Linked DNA regions of Mus musculus: region 2 is linked to region 1. The links are chromatin loops, found by intact Hi-C in ENCODE. Cell type or tissue: gastrocnemius. All regions are shown on one strand. Each heading gives the region's core, and the rest is flanking DNA. Links, peaks and the distances in the headings are about the cores only.

Region 1 (8,561 bases), core at 383-8,382:
AACATGATAGGCTAGTGGCTACCATTTTAACCAAAACTTAACCAAATTTTACCACTGACTTGAACTTTGCTTTCTTTAGAAACTTGACATATTGGAAGAATTGAGAATAAACACACACACACATACACACACACACACACACACACACAGAGAGAGAGAGAGAGAGAGAGACAGAGACAGAGACAGAGAAAGAGACAGAGAAAGAGGAAAATATCTTGCTTTTAATTTCTATATGTGGTACTAAAATTGCCTTTAAAAATCTGCTACCCTATGTAACGGTTGTGCAGCTCGGTCTTCACGTGGGACTCCTAACAGCGGGAGCCGTCTCTGACTCTGTTGCCTGCCTTTGGATCCCTGTCCCCTAACTGGGCTGCCTTGCCTAGACACAATAGGAGAAAATATGCCTAGTCCTACTGCAACTTGATATGCCTAGGAGGGATTATATCCATGGGAGGTCTCTATTTTTCTGAGCCTTGTCTCAGAAAAGGGATGGTGGGAGGGTTGCGGGAAGGAAAGATGAGGAGAGAAGAGAGGAAGCTGTGACTGGGATGTAAAGTAAATTAATATATTAATAAAAAATATGCTGCCTATGTGGCCTTGAACTTCTAGTTCAGACAACTGCCACTTACCTGGCCCGCTTTTGCCATTTTACTGTAATGATTCAGAAATGAAAAAACAAAACTATGAACACTTTTATACAAGCACTGAAGAACATGAGCCTTTTAATCATTCCCCTTAACCGTTTCTGAAGGATTTCTGTATTTTGCCTGTGTATGTCTGTGCACTGTATGTGTGCCTGGTATACTTGGAAGCCAGAAGAGGCCGCCAGTGAGCTGAAACTTGAACCTGGTTCCTCTATAGGAACAAGAGCTCTGAGCTGCCTCTTCCTCAGAACCTATGTTCCCTTCAGGGACTCAGAACTGAAGCAGGACTTCCTGCATGCCATTATCAGATTTATGTCAGGGAGCAGCTATATAGGTCTTTCCTTAGAGATGTTTATCATCTAGGCCGCCCTAGGCCTCGTTCAACTTAGACTCTTACAGCTTGCACAGAGTAGCATCAGCAGAGCTCCCACCCCAAGCAGTTCTCAACCTGTGTGTCATGACCCCCTTGGAGTTGCCTATAATATATCCCACATATCAGATGTTTATATTATGATTCATGATAGTAGAAAAATTACAGTTATGAAGTAGCAACCAAATAATGTCATGGTTTGGGGTCACCACAACATGAGGAACTGTATTAAAGGGTCACAGCATTAGGAAGGCTAAGAACGCTGCTCTAGGCCTTAGCAGCACAAACAGCACCAGCATGAACATCCAGAATGCTATGATTCCACGGGGTCCTTGGGAATGCTGGCTCAGAATGGGTTTAACTAGCATTTTCCGGGTGAAAAGTAAGTTTTGAAGACACACACATATTTTTAAAAATATTTCTAACCACTGAGTCATCCTGCTTCAATATTTCTGATAGAAGGAAACACCGGATGTATAAGGCATCTAGCATACAGTGGAAACTTAGTGTTTGCTGGCAAAAGGAAGGAATAAAGAAAGAAAGGGAAATGAGAAAGAAAAGCACAAAAGAGGACAAGAGAGGAAAATATAAAAGAGGAAGGCAGAGAAGATAGAGAGACACACAAACAAACAGGGAACGACTTAGGGAAGCCATACTCCTTTGTGATTTCAGTTCCAATTGACTAGGCTCACATCCACTTTATACACTAGAGCATCATAGAAAGGCAGCTCCCAGGACAGTCTTAGCAATGCTTGCTTCTGTGTGATGGGATTGAGTTCCTTATGCTTCCAGGCTTCATTCTATAGCTCTTGTACGATCCTCCTCCCAACCTTCCCAATCAGAAACAAAACAAAACACAGTAAGAAAGAGGAGGGAGAGAAGGAAGGAAGAAAATGAACATGATCCTACAGAAGCACAGGCGATTTAAACAAAAACTTAAGGAAAGCCAGCTTATCCTTCAATATCGTGTTTGTATTATAAATCAGAAAAGTAATGTATCTCATCAGAAAAGTTATATATATATATATATACATACACACAGACACACATACATACATATATATACATATACATACACACACACACACATATATATGTATATATATATATACTGCAGATAATGTAAACATTGTTGAGATAATTGCTGGTGTGCTGGGTTCATTACTCAGTAGTACAGCATTTGCTTAGCATGTAGCAGGCTCTGGATTCAATCTGAACACTGCAGAACGAACTAAATGACCCAGCAACATTTTGGTGCATGGCTGAGAAACATGCGTGAATGATGGACATGTGCATTTTGGTTTTGATTCCTTTTGATCTTTACATAAGACAGAATAACAATCACACATGGTATCATTTTCTAATTTTTTCTTTCTTTTTCTTTTTCTTTTTTTTTTTTTTTGATGCTTTAAGATAGGGTCTCTTGTAGCTCAGACTGGCCTGAAACTCACAATCCTCTTGCCTCCCAGCTCCAAGAGCTGGGATTGCAGGCTGTGCCACCGTGCTGCCATGATATGACACGTATCTAGCTTCCTCTGAGAACATTATCTTTAATGTACGTGAGATCCATCTCGTTCCCCAGCAGTGGGATCTCAAGCATGTGTCACTGCACCAACCTCCTCATGGGGTTTCTGGGGATCAAAATCAGGACCTCATGCTTGTAAGGCGAGGTCTTCACAGACTTAAGCTGTCTTCCTAAGACCCCAGACCCATTTCACGTACATTATTAGCATCCGGCCTTTAGCCTGTTGAAAGCCATCTTGACTCTCTTGTTACCACTACTGGCTCCAAGCTCTGGTGGTGGTGATATTATACTGCACCCACAAATTCCTTCTGACTACACCCTTGACCTAACACTGACCAGACAGATAAGGGTTTTGTTTCTGTTTTTGTTTTTTTTGCCTTAACTCTTCATTAACTCTTCATACTTTTTCTGCTCAACAAAATAACTTTGACTTGACCCTGCGGAGTATCAATTACCTCCAAAAGCTCCCTTGGTCTTCGGGCTTCTCTCACTAATGTCAGTGAGAGAGGGAGAAAGTACAATAAAGTACAACGAACTTCCCAGGAGTGGGAAGAAAACAAAACAGACACGCAAACACCCCGGAGCTGACAGGGCTAAAGGGCTAAACTCAGGTGAGCTGAGCAGATACCGACCGAAGGGGAAACGTTTAAAAAGATGTCTAGGGCAGAGGGAGAGAAGGGAAAAGGCACAGAAACCAAGCATTTGAGAGAATAAGAGGATTCCAATGAGACTAGAAAAAAAACTTCATCTAGTGAAGTAACAAAGTCACATGCAAATTTAAGGTGCCTCTAACACTAAGACCAAGAATTTTCTTTCCTTAAGCATTTGGCAAAAATATAGTTCTTTGAGGGACAAAAGAAAGAGGAGAAGGTGGGAAAGTATGGAGAAAATTGGGCCAAGGAGGGAAAAGGAGGGGGAGGGAAAGGAGCAGAGGAGAGAGGGGAGAGATGGGTTTGATGGAGGGAGTAATACAATTTGTATGCTTGCCCCAGCGCAGTGATACCAGCAACAATTGAGGTCCTGTCCATCTAGTTATGACTGCTTGGTGGCAAGCTCTTCATCGTGTAATTCATGGTAGCTTAGCACACTAGCCCTCCTGGGAAAATCAATTTCTCTTTTTCTCCCCCTCCCCTTCCTCTTTTTAGGAAGTTTTAAGATCAAATTTAGGGCCTTGTGCATGCTAAGAACATTGTCTCCCACTGCCTGAATTCTTCTCATTTTTGTTGCCTATATAATCCCAAACTATAAAATCATCAAGCACCGGGTAACCACTTCCAGTTGCTGCCATACGCCAGCATCTATTAAACATTTTACTTTGCCTTGGGAAACGGCTTGAGTCTTCCTCTCTCCTAGGGCCGCAAATACCCACTGTCAACTCAGGCTGATCTACAGTGACAGCATTTGTGGGAGGAGAAATAGAGAGGCTGATTCACAAATGCACAGACTGTAGGTACCCTAAACAGCAAGGTGCCATAATGTATCTTACACACTCCAAGGGTGTGAGGAAGCTGTGCATTTGAGATATCCAATTAATGGTGGCTTGTTAGAGCACTACAACATCCTCAATAGCAAAAGCTTGAATGTTAGGATTTGGTATTTTGAGATGTTTTGGTGTTGAAATGAAAACAGCCCTGTGAGTTTAATAGATGATATCTCTGATAGATCAGATTATTCTCCATTTTGATACCAAGTGGGCAACAGAGTCCTACAAGAGCAGAGCAGCCGAGTGCTGGTAAGTAAGCTGTAGGAGAAAAGTCTGTGTACAGAGCATGCTTAGGGGGTTGGGGCCTGAGTGAGCTCCTGCCTTACGGTGTCACCCTGGGCCTATAAGGAGCAGCAGAAGGAAAGGGGAAACAAAGACACACAGAGAAGGGGAAAGCTAAAAACCGAGCCAAGCCACAGTAGAGGGTTTGCGTAGCAATACACAAGGCCATGGGTTCAATACCCAGAACTGGAAAGAAATTAAAAATCAACCATTTCATAACTTTGTTGGCTGGCTGGGGTGGTCAACTTTCCCAGGGCATAGTCACAGAGCAGTAGGAAAATATGAGGCTACCCTGAGTACCAGCTCATTAGTAGCCTCCAAAAGCCTGAGAAAAGCCTGCTCATTCCCAGTAGAATGTATCGAATAGAACACAGCAGACTTCTAGACCTTTCTGCTCTTCCATTTACTTTTTTATTGTTCATTCTCTCTCCAAACAGGTGACAAAATAGCATCAGAGGGAGGCGTGCTGAAGAAACAGGGGCCTTACTTTTTTATAATGCACCTAAATGATCCACATGCCGATGGCATGCAGCTTACAACGGCACAGCCCTTCCTCCGCCTGCTTTAGACTCCACTTGTCAAAATGCTTGGCCTGCAACCCCTTAGTCTGTGCCAGCTAAAAGTCTTACATGTAAGACGCGAATGCCACCTAGTGGGAGGTAGAAAAATAACACAAGCTAACCGTAGGCCAAGAAATACTCAGACATCAAATGTTGTCTCCCATCATCCTATAGCCAAAGTTTCCCAAGTGCAGGATGACCCTTGACACCACAATCGTGAACGCTGACTGGCTGGTGTATATAGCAATATACAATAGACAAGTATAAGCACTCTAAAGTCCTCACTTTACAAACATGAGATAAAGCTAAATGAACTCAGAGCTGGAAGGGGAGCAGACTGCTAAGAAACATCCAATTATAATATATATATGTGTGTGTGTGTGTGTGTGTGTATGTATGTATGTATATGTATGTATATGCATGTATATATGTATATGTGTATATATATATATATGTATATATATATATATATATATATATATATATATATATATATATATATGTGTGTGTGTGTGTGTGTGTGTGTGTATATACACATACATACATACATACAGAGAGAGAGAGAGATGTATATACACAAGGGGGCACCAGAGCATGGTGACTCAAAGAACTGAAGCTTGATACTAGTTGTCTACATTTTATTTACATGGAAAGTTGGAGACTCTATCCCTCAGCAGGAACAATGTCTTAAAGTACTCACATACTTTTTCTCATCTAATAGTCTCTGCTTTCTCCAGCAGAGATTATCCCACAAGCAGAAGCAACAAGGACTGCTAAGTTCTTACAAGTGGTTGCTCTCCTTTCTTACCAGTTACGCCAGGATTGAAAATAGCGGACTCCTTCCTTTTTGAAGTTTCATTATAGAAAATGTATTTCCATTTAATATACCCTGTTAGATTAAAATTTCAAGGAACTGAACTGCCGACTTGTCATAATGGAATGCACTTTAATGACCTATGACTCATTGTCACAGTGGCCAATTATTTATCACAGAACTTAGAAGCTTCAAGAAAAACTCTAAGCATTCAGTCAGCATTTGTAAGTGGACTACATTCACTAATACTGAAATATACCAGTGAGAATCACAATTATCGATTTCTCTGTTTCTTCTGATAGCCACTGTTAACGACACTTTCTTCAGGGATAAATTTCACACTACCAGTTTTAGCTACAAGAAAAACTGAAACATCAACTATCGGAAGAAATGATAACAATACCGCCAGGATCAGCTCACTGCAATCTTTCTTATCTCCTGGGCTGGAAATAGCTGCAGCTCTTATCTAGACTAACATTCTGCTGATAGCAACGAGGGTAGTCACTGACTGGGTACTGAGGACCTACTAACTCTATGCACCAGGCTCCCTTACCTCAGCTGTGCAGCTCCTCTCAGCCACCCAAGCCTTCCCGACTCCATCTGCACATACTGTATTGTCTACAATACAGCGAGCAACTTTACATGAATGGTGGCAGACTATACATACTGCTCTGCAACTCACTTTTTTCTTTTAACAAAATAACTCGAAGAGTTGTTTCATTTTGGTATGTCATAAGCCCACCTCCTTTTTATTAGATGAAAAATATTTCATTGTATGAACACACTATAATGTAGTTTTTCAGCCCTGGAAGAAAACATATTTTAGTCACTCAATCTTAGCAACGTATATGACCCCACGCAGGCACCGGTTGACGCTGTAAGGCAGTGAGATTCTGCTACCCAGAAACCTCAGAGTTGCCGCTGGGATCTGAGTGGAGGATCACACAAAATTTGTGGGTTAAATTCTTTTTTCTGGTGTACATAAGAATATGTGAGCACAAGTATAAAAAGGCCAGACGTCATCATCAGGTATCTAATTGAACTACCTCTCTCTCTCTCTCTCTCTCTCATTTAGTGGCATATTTGAGATGGTTTGTTTATTTATTTGCTATTTATTGAGACAGTCTCTTACCAGCCTGGAGCTCATCAATTTGGCTGGCCTCGCTAGCCAATGCTCTCCAGAAGCCATCTGTCCCTGCCTCCCTAGTGTGGTGGTTACAGGTACACACCATAGCTCCTGGATTTTATATGGGGGCTCAAGTTTGTGTGACAAATACTTCACTGACAGAGCCTCTCCCCTGGATTTAATCCCCCCTACATCACAATTGTATTCTTCCTGCCGGCAGTAGACAATGACTTCTGTCATAGCTTACTGATAAGATACTTTTCTAATATATGCACTTAAACATTTCTAAACGAGGACACCTCACAATCTCTAACACCGGATGTCTGAATTACTGTTGGCCAGGTGGCAGTGTGCTCGCTACTTCTGGTGGTGTGCTGACATCCGACTGCCAGGCCATCTCTGTCAAACCACTGAAGGAAGGCATGGGAACCGGAAGTGAGAAGGCCTCTCATGACGCCATCTGGTGAGACCGGGACAGTGCAAGGACGGGAACCTGCGCGCGGCCTCAGTGCTGCTGAAGAAACCAAGGAAGGCTGTGTCATCAAAGCCACCCACTCTCTTTCCGGCCAAAGGACAATTGTCCACGTAGGAGGGACACACAACTGGTCTGATGACTAAATCAAAAGCTGATCCAGAAGAGCCAGGGTTTTTAAGTGTGAGGTGTTAATAATGTCTTAACCAATGCACTTTGTTTCTATGATCAACTTGTATAGTTCCATAAGAGACAAATGAGAAGTAACACATACGGTCAAGAGTTCTTCCAGTGAAAACACAGCAAAAATTCCAAGTCCAGTACTGTACATGTATGATACACACGGGCACAGCATGCGTGAGTGAGTGTGTGCGTGTTGTGGGTTGGGGTTTTTGAAATGATCTGATTATGTGTATGGGTGCTTTGTCTGCAAGAATGTCTGTGCACCATGTGCATGGCTACTGTTGATGGAGAACAGAAGAAGGCGTCAGATCTCCTGGGACTGGAATTACGGACAGTTGTGAGCTATCATGTATGTGTGTGCTAGGAATCAAATCCAGGTCCTCTAACAGAACAGTCAGTTCTCTTAACCACTGAACTTCGTTCCAAACCCTCTTTGTCCGTCTGTCTATCAGTGCGTCTTTCTGACCCACTGGCTGACTGACCGACCTACCTACCTACCTACCTGCCCACCATGCAAGTCAAGTCTCAGTATGTAGCCCCAGCTCTCCTGGAACTCACTCTAGACCACACTGGCCTCAAACCCATAGAAATCTGCCAGTTTGTACCTCACAAGTGTTGGGATTAAAAGCACGTGCCACTATGCCAGGCTTTGTATATTTTAAACGCAATTGACAACCAACAGCATCTCAGATTTGATGAAATATTCCAAATCCCATGTTACATCATTCAGGAACATTTTAGTTTTTCTCACAGATTTTGCACATTCCTGTTAAAACTACTGCAAGCGTATTTTATATATTTTTCTATCTCATTTTCTCATCTTTTTTTCCTCTCTTTCTTTCTTCATTTATTTATCTAGAGTGTGAACACACAAGTGCTATTGTATTTATCTGCAGGTCTGAACACTTTCTTTGGGTAAGTTCTCTCCCGCCATCCTGTGAATCCTGGGGATTTAACTCAAGTAGTCAGGCTCAGTGGCCTTTTCCTGCTGAGCCATCTTGCTGGTGCCTCGGGGCTTTTTGCATGTTACTTCTTTCTTTTCTTTTCTTTTCTTTTCCTTTTTCTTTTTCTTTCTTTTTTTTTTTTAACAGACTAGGTATGA
Region 2 (8,527 bases), core at 1-8,000, 130 kb before region 1:
GGCTTAGGAGAGCATATTCCTGAAACTGTAAGGCCAATTACATTACTATAAGATGACTCAGAGGTCAACAGGATGTGTCATGTTGCAAATATAGGCCACCTGGCAGAAAACAGAATTAATAAAACTGCACTGCATATGTGTTTTCCCACTGTACATGATCTTTGTCAGTTTATTTGTTCAATAGAAATTTGAGGCTGACCCGAACTCGCTGCGCAACCCAGACCAGCCTCTAACTCAGGAATCTTCCTATTTTAACCATGTGAGGGATGGGATTACAAACATGAGACAGGGCACCAGGCAACCACATCAACTTCCCTCCAGCCCTGATATGAGGGTTCGTGGCTAATCTCACTGTCTCTGATTATGTCATGTTCCGTGGATACACCTGGGAGGCCTGCTCTTTTCTGAGGGGAAACAGAGGAGTGGATCTGGGGGGGGGGGGTGGGGGGGAGGACTAGGAGCACTGTGCTTGGGTATACTGAAACAAAATTAATTAATTTTAATTAGAAATTACAAAGTATAATTAGAAAGTATAAATCTACCATATGGCTTCATGTTATTAACATTAGCTGTGAGGCCCTATTGTTTTCAGCGCTCCTCATCAATGTTGGGTCCGTAGAAAAGCAACACCATACTTTAGCCAGGCACGGGAGAGCGTGCCGATATTCCCAGCACTGAGGCCGAGGAAGAAGAGGACACAGGTTCCAAACCAGGTTGCACAGCAAGACCCTATCTAGAAAGAAGGAAGAAAGAAGGAAAGGAGAGAGGGAAGAAAGGGAAAGGAAAGAAGGCAGAAAAGAGAGAACGGGGAAATAGTTCATAAACTAATAACTTAAAATAATCTACCCCGATATCTGAAAAGATGTTTCTATAAAGGCTGTTCTTGGTTAGTGACCCGGGCTCTCCCTAGGTAGCCCAAGCTGGTCTTGAACTAAACATTTTCCTACCTCTGCACCACAAGTGCCTGGGCTACAGGTCACCACATCCTAATGGATGTCCTAAGACTGAATCCCGCAGAGTGAATTCCTCAATGAAAGGTGGCGCGGGGGGGGGGGGGGGGGGGGGTCCTTCCAAATAAAGAAGTTTCTTTAAAAAAAAAAAAAAAGGAACTCTTTAAGAAAATGCATTTAAACCGGGCGTGGTGGCACACGCCTTTAATCCCAGCCCTCGGGAGGCAGAGGCAGGCGGATTTCTGAGTTTGAGGCCAGCCTGGTCTACAAAGTGAGTTCCAGGACAGCCAGGGCTATACAGAGTAACCCTGTCTCAAAAAAGAAAGAAAGAAAGAAAGAAAGAAAGAAAGAAAGAAAGAAAGAAAGAAAGAAAGAAAGAAAGAAAGGAAGGAAGGAAGGAAGGAAGGAAGGAGAGAGAGAGAGAGAGAGAGAGAGAGAGAGAGAGAGAGAGAGAGAGAAAATGCATTTAAAAAAAACAGGTACTAAAATTTTAACAATTTTATAAGATTATAGGCACCTAAATGGTCAGGCTGGAAGCAAGAGAGAGGAATAGTCTAGAACAGCGAGATTAAGTTAAAGCCTGGGGAAATTTCCTATCTCTGAGGAACCATTATGCTGATTTGTATCTAGGATGCAAAAGCCACTAGTTCAGTCGCCTTGAAAACTCGCCAGGACTATGTCAGTTACTTAAACCAGAGTCCCACCACCCAAACTTCCAACAGCTTACAACTAGGTAAATTGCCTGACCCAATGGTCTACAAGTGACAGACACGATACAGGAAAAAAAAGAAGAAAAAAGAAAAAGAAAAAAAGTGAAAGCTACCCCTTCCATGCCTATCCCTTGACAAGATGACTCTAGTTTTGGAGGTTTGGGAAGTTTTGTTTTTGTTTCTCCTGAAGGAGAAACAAAACAAAACAAAAAAAAACATCTGGAGACGAAAGACCCCAGAATTGAAGTCTTCCACCAGGGAAATAACCTTAACTTTGCTGTAGCTAAAGAAATTAAAGAAGCTAAAGGCGCTCCGTGCCAGGCTGTCACAGGAGACAGGCACACCAAGGCAAGGGCTGCGCTATAAGCCAATAGCAGGACTTCTACGGGATGGGATGGGGAAAAGCAAGCTTCTTCAGACCTCATCAGGCAGAAACCTGGCCATCTCCATCGCTCCTGCAACCTGACAATTTACAACCTGACGACGCCTTCTAATTAGGAACGTTCTAAACCTTTTATAGACGAAGAAAACTTTCAAGTGCTTCTCACCAAGTTATGATAAGCTGGGCACTGAAGCCTGCCTGCCTGCCTGCCTGCCTGTTCCCAGGGAGGGAAAAGTCCGAGTGTACCGAACCTCCAGCTTCGCTGCAGAACCTGATGAGCCAGAGACCAGGATTCTCTGCACGGTGCAGAGGGAGGAGCCCACCCTGCCTGTTAGAGTGGGCCGGGAAACAGAGGGTAACAGCACAGGCGAGAACAGAGGCCAAGCAGGGCTAGACTCAGCGCACCGGCAGACAGGCAGGGAGAGCCCACGCTGGAGCCAGAGTGTTGGATGCAGAAGCGGGGATCACCCCCACCCCCACCCAGCCCCGGCCCCCCGAGCTGCGCAAACGGCTCCCCACAACTCTCTCCGCAGCCACCGGCGCACGCGCGCGCGCGCACGCCGGGCACACCCACCCCACACCGGTGCGCGGCTCCGCCTGGAAGACCCCCGGGCCGCGGCGCCTACGTACCCAGCAACACGCAAATCACATCGAGGGCCACGTACGGCAGCCGCGTCTTGTCGAACATGGTCACCGGCTGGATGGTGTCACCACCTGGTGCGAGTGGCGGGAGGAACAGACCGCGGCGGTCCAGATACCCAATTCCCAGAGCCCCGCCCTCGGGATGGCGGCCGCCCCAAGCGACTGCGAGCCTCTTAGACTGACGGGAGCAGGGACCAGGGCAGTTTGGATTGGGCCGCCCTGCCACCGAGGGCAATCGTGTCCCGGACTTTTCCCTTCACGGACCCGGTACTGGGCCAGTGGCCGCCGATCTGTCGCCTCAGGCGCCTGCTCTCTCAGTGCTGGCTCGTCGCGGCCAATCGCCCTCCGCTGCCCTGTGCCCTCTCCAACAGGCCGGGCGAGCTCTAAGGATGAGGACTGGAGGAACACCGCTCCTCCCGCCCCAGGCGCGCCGCTCCGGCCAGTGCGCGGTCTCGCCGGCTGCAGCGCGCGGGGACGAAACCCAGGCCAGCGCAGACAGCCAATCAGCGCCATCGGCCCCGCCCCGCCGACTTGCGGAGCCCGCCCCGAATCTGGAAGCTGGTTAACGGGGCGGGGCCAATTGCAGGGATTGGGAGTCCTCTCTTTAGTCCATTCAGCCCTTTAGTGCTAGGCGATGCTTCCTTTAAAGGAGAGCCAGACCCCGATACACCATTCCATAGCTCCTGCTGCCCGCCATCCTTCTCCTCCCATGGGCTCTCCCTCCAAACTGTTTAAATGAGTTACCTCTAAGCCCCTTTCTGTGAGGGGCCTGCACCTTGGCCTTCCTGTTGGTCGTAGCTGAGCTTCATTCTAGCAAGAATCCTTCTTGCCCTCTGGTCATTCTTGATATTCTAATACTTAATATCTGAACCCTCCCGCCTTTGGTGTACGTAAATCCGCAGTCTACCCTTAGCAAGAATACCCCTGCCATTAATGTCTTCTTAGTCATGTTCTGTTCACTGACTTCGAATCTCCAGCTCAGTTTCCGCTAACTGCAAGTCATGTCTCCTACTGCAATAGACTTCGTTGGGACTTCACTTGGGAGGAGTTTGGAGACTTGTTCAATGGTAGAGCTCTGGCTTTAGCACGGAGGGGCCTTATTTTTGATCAGTAGCGCAGCTTCAGCCATGCTCACACAAACAATAGAGTTAACTATGTCTTAAGAAATATCAATGATTCAATAGTGGCAGTCCCCGTACCCATTCCCAGGAGGCCTCCAGAACACATTTAGTAATCTCAGTTTCCAAATGTGTAAAAAGAGGATCTCAATGATCCCCGCTGTCTATTCTAATTAAGAGGAAGTGGTGAGACTCAGAGAAGATAATGTGACAATTGCTTTATAAAGAGTTAAACCACCACTACCAATCTTAACAATACATGGTTTCCTCCTTGCTCAAGACTTTTTTTTTTTTTTTTTTTTTGACAGAGACTCCTTTAGCCCAGGCAGGCCTCACATTCGGCTGTGTAGCCGAAAATGGTCTTAACTCCTGCATCTACCTCCCAAGGCGTTACAGGCATGAGCCAGCACCCCTGGGGTTTTTCTTCTTATAGGAAGATGTAAAATACAAATCACAGAATGTGCCTTCTGTTTTCTCAGGTATTTCCTGCCAAGCATCCCAAAAGACCAGTGAGTGGAAAGATGCTACTTCCCAAGGGGAGTCAGATGTGTTTCCAAGTGCAACTATAAGCCATAAAAATGTGTATTTGTAAAAGTATATTCTTATTTTAAAGATATATGGATTTTTAAATTTCAACTTATTTTAATTGTTTCTAAAAGCTCTCAACAATTTACACGCAAAAAGATGTGGCATTATTATTTATTATTATTATTATTATTATTATTATTATTATTATTATTATTTCGTTGTTTTCCTTACCTCCAGAGTTACAAGAGTCCTAGGTAGCATGGTCATTGTTGTATGCCAGCCCCGCGGCCTACTTGAACCGGGTACACCTGGAAGGCAGGCTGGGGCTGAAAAAGACTTAGACGGCGAGAGAAATAATGAAGCCAAAACGATTCCCTGTTCAAGTCTCGCCAGTTTACTAAGAGAGTGTGCTTATAAGGGGAAGGCCCATCCCCCGCCCAGTCCATTCTTGGTGTCTGGAGCCAGCCTGTAGGCGACATGCAGGATAGGATGTTCCTCCTGAATATCTCAGGGCCCTCTCAGCAGGTAGCAGTGTCTTGGAGGAGACCAGTGGCAATTGACAGAACAATAGAGCCATCTAGGTCGAAAGGCTCCACCCTAGGTAATCTCCGTAGTGGCAGCAAGGTCAAAGTCTGGATCAGCCTGCTTCGAGGCTGGGGGAGGCTACAGGTCATAATACATTTAGATGACTATTTTTTTTAAACTTTTATCAAGCACATACTATGTGCCAGGTATAGTCTAGGCAAGATGGCTTCCCTAAACAGCTTTGAGATGAAGATGTTGGACACGGTGGTATCCACCTGTAGTTCTAACACTGAAGACCGGAAGCGAGAGAATCAGGAATTCCGGGACAACTGCCCATACATGGAAGTTTTTTAGTTCCGCTGATGGGAAATCTCCTTTCAGATAGCTACCATCCTAGTTTGGTTTCTGTTGCTGTATAAAGACCATGAACAGAAGCAACTTGGGGGGCGAAGGGGTTTATTTAAGTTTATAGTTGTAATCTCTCATGAGGGGAAGTCAGGGCAGGAATTAAAGGCAGGAATCTCGAGGTAGGAATCAAGGCTGAGACAGTGGAGAAACTGTTTACTGGCCTGCTCCCCATGGCCTGCTCCCCAGCTTTCTAATACCACCCAGGACCAGCACCACCCACAGTGAGTAGGACCCTCCCAAATCAATCATGAATCAGGAAAATGCCCTACAGACTCTATAGGTCAGTCTGATGAAGGCAGTTCCTTAATCTAGATTCCCTCCTCCCAGATTACTGTAGCTTGTGTCAAATTGAAAACAACAACAACAACAAATGAACTCTGGCCTGGCGTGGTGGCGCATGCCTTTAATCCCAGAACTGGAGAGGCAGAGGCAGGAGGATTTCTGAGTTCGAGGCCAGCCTGGTCTACAAAGTGAGTTCCAGGACAGCCAGGGCTAAACCCTGTCTCGGAAAAAAAATACAAACAAAAAAACAAAACAAAACAAGAACAAAAACCTAGCCAGGACAGGTGGGAACTGATAAATGAGCAGACTATGAATGAGCAGATGTTAACCCTGTTAGGAAACAGGGTGATAGGAATTTAGAGGGCCATGTTCTACCATTTGCCCATCCATAGTTTATCATTGACAAGAGAGAAAGGTTACTTTTATAAAAGAGACCAGGCTGTCATCACATGAACTCAGGTGGTCAAACCTAGCCTCACTGAATTTCAGACAAGACATTGGTTGTGTTAGGTGACATAAAACACAATATACCGTGCATGCATCACCTATAAAGAACTGGTACCAAGAACCTTTCATCCAAGCATAACTGTCTGTAATCCTAAAGTCTAGACTCCAGAGACATATTGGATGATGGAATAAGTCAACTGAAGCTATTATAGATAGCAACCACTCGAAATTAGAAGAAATATCTACTTCTAAAGTGTTTCATTCAAATGTGAAGTTTCAAGAGCGAGGGAAATAGCTAAGTTGGTAAAAGGCTTGTTATGCAAACACAAGGACCTGAGTTTGGATTCGCAGCACCCATGCAAAAATCTGAGCATAGCTAGCCAGACAGTAGCTGGACAGCACACGCCTTTAATCCCAACACTCAGGAGGCTGAGGCAGGTGGATCTCTGAGTTCGAGGCTAGCCTGAACTACAGGCTAAATTCCAGGACAGCCAGAGATGTACAGAGAAATCCTGTCTTGAAAAGCAGAACAGAACAAAACAAAACAAAACAAAACAAAACAAAACAAAACAAAACAAAACAAAGAGAGAGAGAGAGAGAGAGATTCTAAACTATCAGTGAGCACCTGTAACCCCATAACCGAGGAGGTGGGGACATCCGGTTCCTGGAGCTTCCTACCTGGCCAGGCCAGCCTCTCAGGAGCTGCAGGTTCAGTGAGAGACCTTGTCCGAAAGAAATAAAGTAGAGCAGGATTGAGGAAGACAGTGCTTGGTACCTGGCCTACACAAGCACAAACGTGTTCACACAAAACACACACGTGCACACTCACACTTGCTGGCACACCAAACAAACAAACAAACAAAACCAAACAGGTGAATTTTCAAAATATCTTACTAAATGTCAGCACTCATTTCAAGGTTAACTGGACTGCATAACAAGACCTCAATGAAAAAGGAAAGAACAAGAAGAGGAAGAGGAGGAGGAGGAGGAAGAAAAGCTGCACTTTTCTTCCCAGCACTGCAGAGGCAGAGGCAGAAGGATCCTGAGTTCAAGGCCAGTTTAGGCTACTAAAAAGTTATGAGCTAGTCTGGGTTACGGAGTAAGAGACACTCAGTCCTCCAATATCCCTACCCCCCAAAAAAAGCAGGAGCAAATTCTGATCAATGCCCTTGTTCATTATTTATTCCTCCATTTTAATATCATTTAAGAAAAAACAGTTCTATTAGATAATTCACAAGCCAGCAAAATTGCTTAGCACATAAAAGCTCTTGCAGTACAAGCCCAACGACCTGAGCTCAAGCCCCAGAACCAAAAGTGGAAGGAGAGCACTGACTGCTAAAGCTGTCCTCTGACTTCCGCACGTGCACCATGGCACAAGTGGACCCTCCTCATGCACACGTATTATATACACACAATAACAATACGTTGTCTAACTTTTAACTCATCTATCCTACAGTTCACCTGTTGAAAGTATATAGCCTTGACACTTTGAGTATGTTCTCAGAGTTGACGGATCATGATCGATGGTAAGACATTTTGATCAGTCAGGAAAGAAACTTTAGCGCTATTGACGAGTGATCCTTTCGGATTTCTCTTCTCCCATCCTTGGGCCCTAGGCAATCACTTATCTACTTTTCGTATCTATATAATTGCCCACCCTGGTCTTCTTCTCCCTACCCCATCCGCCTGTAATTGTTTAACCGTTGGTCAGCATCTCCCTTTCTCTTCTTCGCAATCACTCATGCCTTTGGCAAGCACCATCCCAGACAGTCTTCCGCTTGAGATCATCTTTAGATTCCATGCATGAGCAAGACCAGACATTAGTTTTCCTTCTGTGCCTGACTTACTTAAGTATGTGTTCTCCAGGTTCCCATGTGTGACAAATTATAGGATTTCATTCTTTTAATAACTAGACTCTCTCCGTCTCTCTCTTGCTCTCCGCTTACATATCTGTTGATCTCATGTCTTGACCAATGTAGACAGTGCTGCCATAAACATGGATGTGCTGATGTCTCTTCAATATACAAGTTTCATCTTCTTTGGATATACATACACCCAGCTGTGGGATTTGTTGGGGGGGAGGTTTATGGGGTAATTTTATTCCTAATGTTCTGGAGAAATTCCATGACAGTTATGCTAATTTACACCCCACAGATAGTATATAAAAATTCTTGTATCACCATATATCCACTGTTCTGAATCTTTTGTCTTTTGGGTACTCATAATTCTAATAGGTGTGAGCTTATTTGCCTTCCCCAACGATTGAGTGATTTGTGCAACTTTCATTGATCTAACAATGTAGTCCAGTCTCAGGACACAGTTGTGAAAGGGTCAAAATGAGCAGGAAAGGACATTTTTCTCAAGTAGCCTGCCACCCACTGAGAAAGCCAGGCACATAGCTGAATGAATGCAGTATTGTACAGAAGTGTGCTGGTGTACAGCAGGCTTACAGACTGGAGTGGGAGCCCTGGAGAGATGCCATAGGGAGGTGACTCTCGGATTCTTTCCTGGCCCTCTACCACACCAACAGTGAGT

The links. Peaks named below come from ENCODE experiments on the same cell type or tissue, not always from the same donor. Only the 100,000 strongest peaks of a DNase experiment are listed, where the experiment ranks them.
Region 2: it touches region 1 in a loop (2.7-fold over the local background); 7 of 42 quality-filtered maps call a loop at or near these places.

Annotation. Positions count from the first base shown.
Region 1 is chr13:112,670,614-112,679,174 of GRCm38, reverse strand. The region is part of intron 2 of Slc38a9 (solute carrier family 38, member 9); the gene reads right to left. It overlaps Gm52034 (a long non-coding RNA gene), which reads left to right and starts at 5,808. Exons shown (of 2, transcript XR_003950560.1): 1 at 5,808-5,902; 2 at 7,147-8,561. In gastrocnemius, for the core only: CTCF peaks have their summits at 813 (motif pointing right) and 4,957 (motif pointing left); a DNase peak (open chromatin) is centred at 4,899; H3K4me3 peaks cover 331 bases; H3K27ac peaks cover 577 bases.
Region 2 is chr13:112,795,412-112,803,938 of GRCm38, reverse strand. Plpp1 (phospholipid phosphatase 1) reads right to left here and starts at 3,162. Exons shown (of 6, transcript NM_008903.2): 1 at 2,673-3,162. The coding sequence starts at 2,730. Gm41067 (a long non-coding RNA gene) reads right to left here. Exons shown (of 3, transcript XR_873969.2): 3 at 4,568-4,666. In gastrocnemius, for the core only: no CTCF peak of the experiment used is centred there; DNase peaks (open chromatin) are centred at 2,058, 2,733 and 3,175; H3K4me3 peaks cover 3,580 bases; H3K27ac peaks cover 3,235 bases.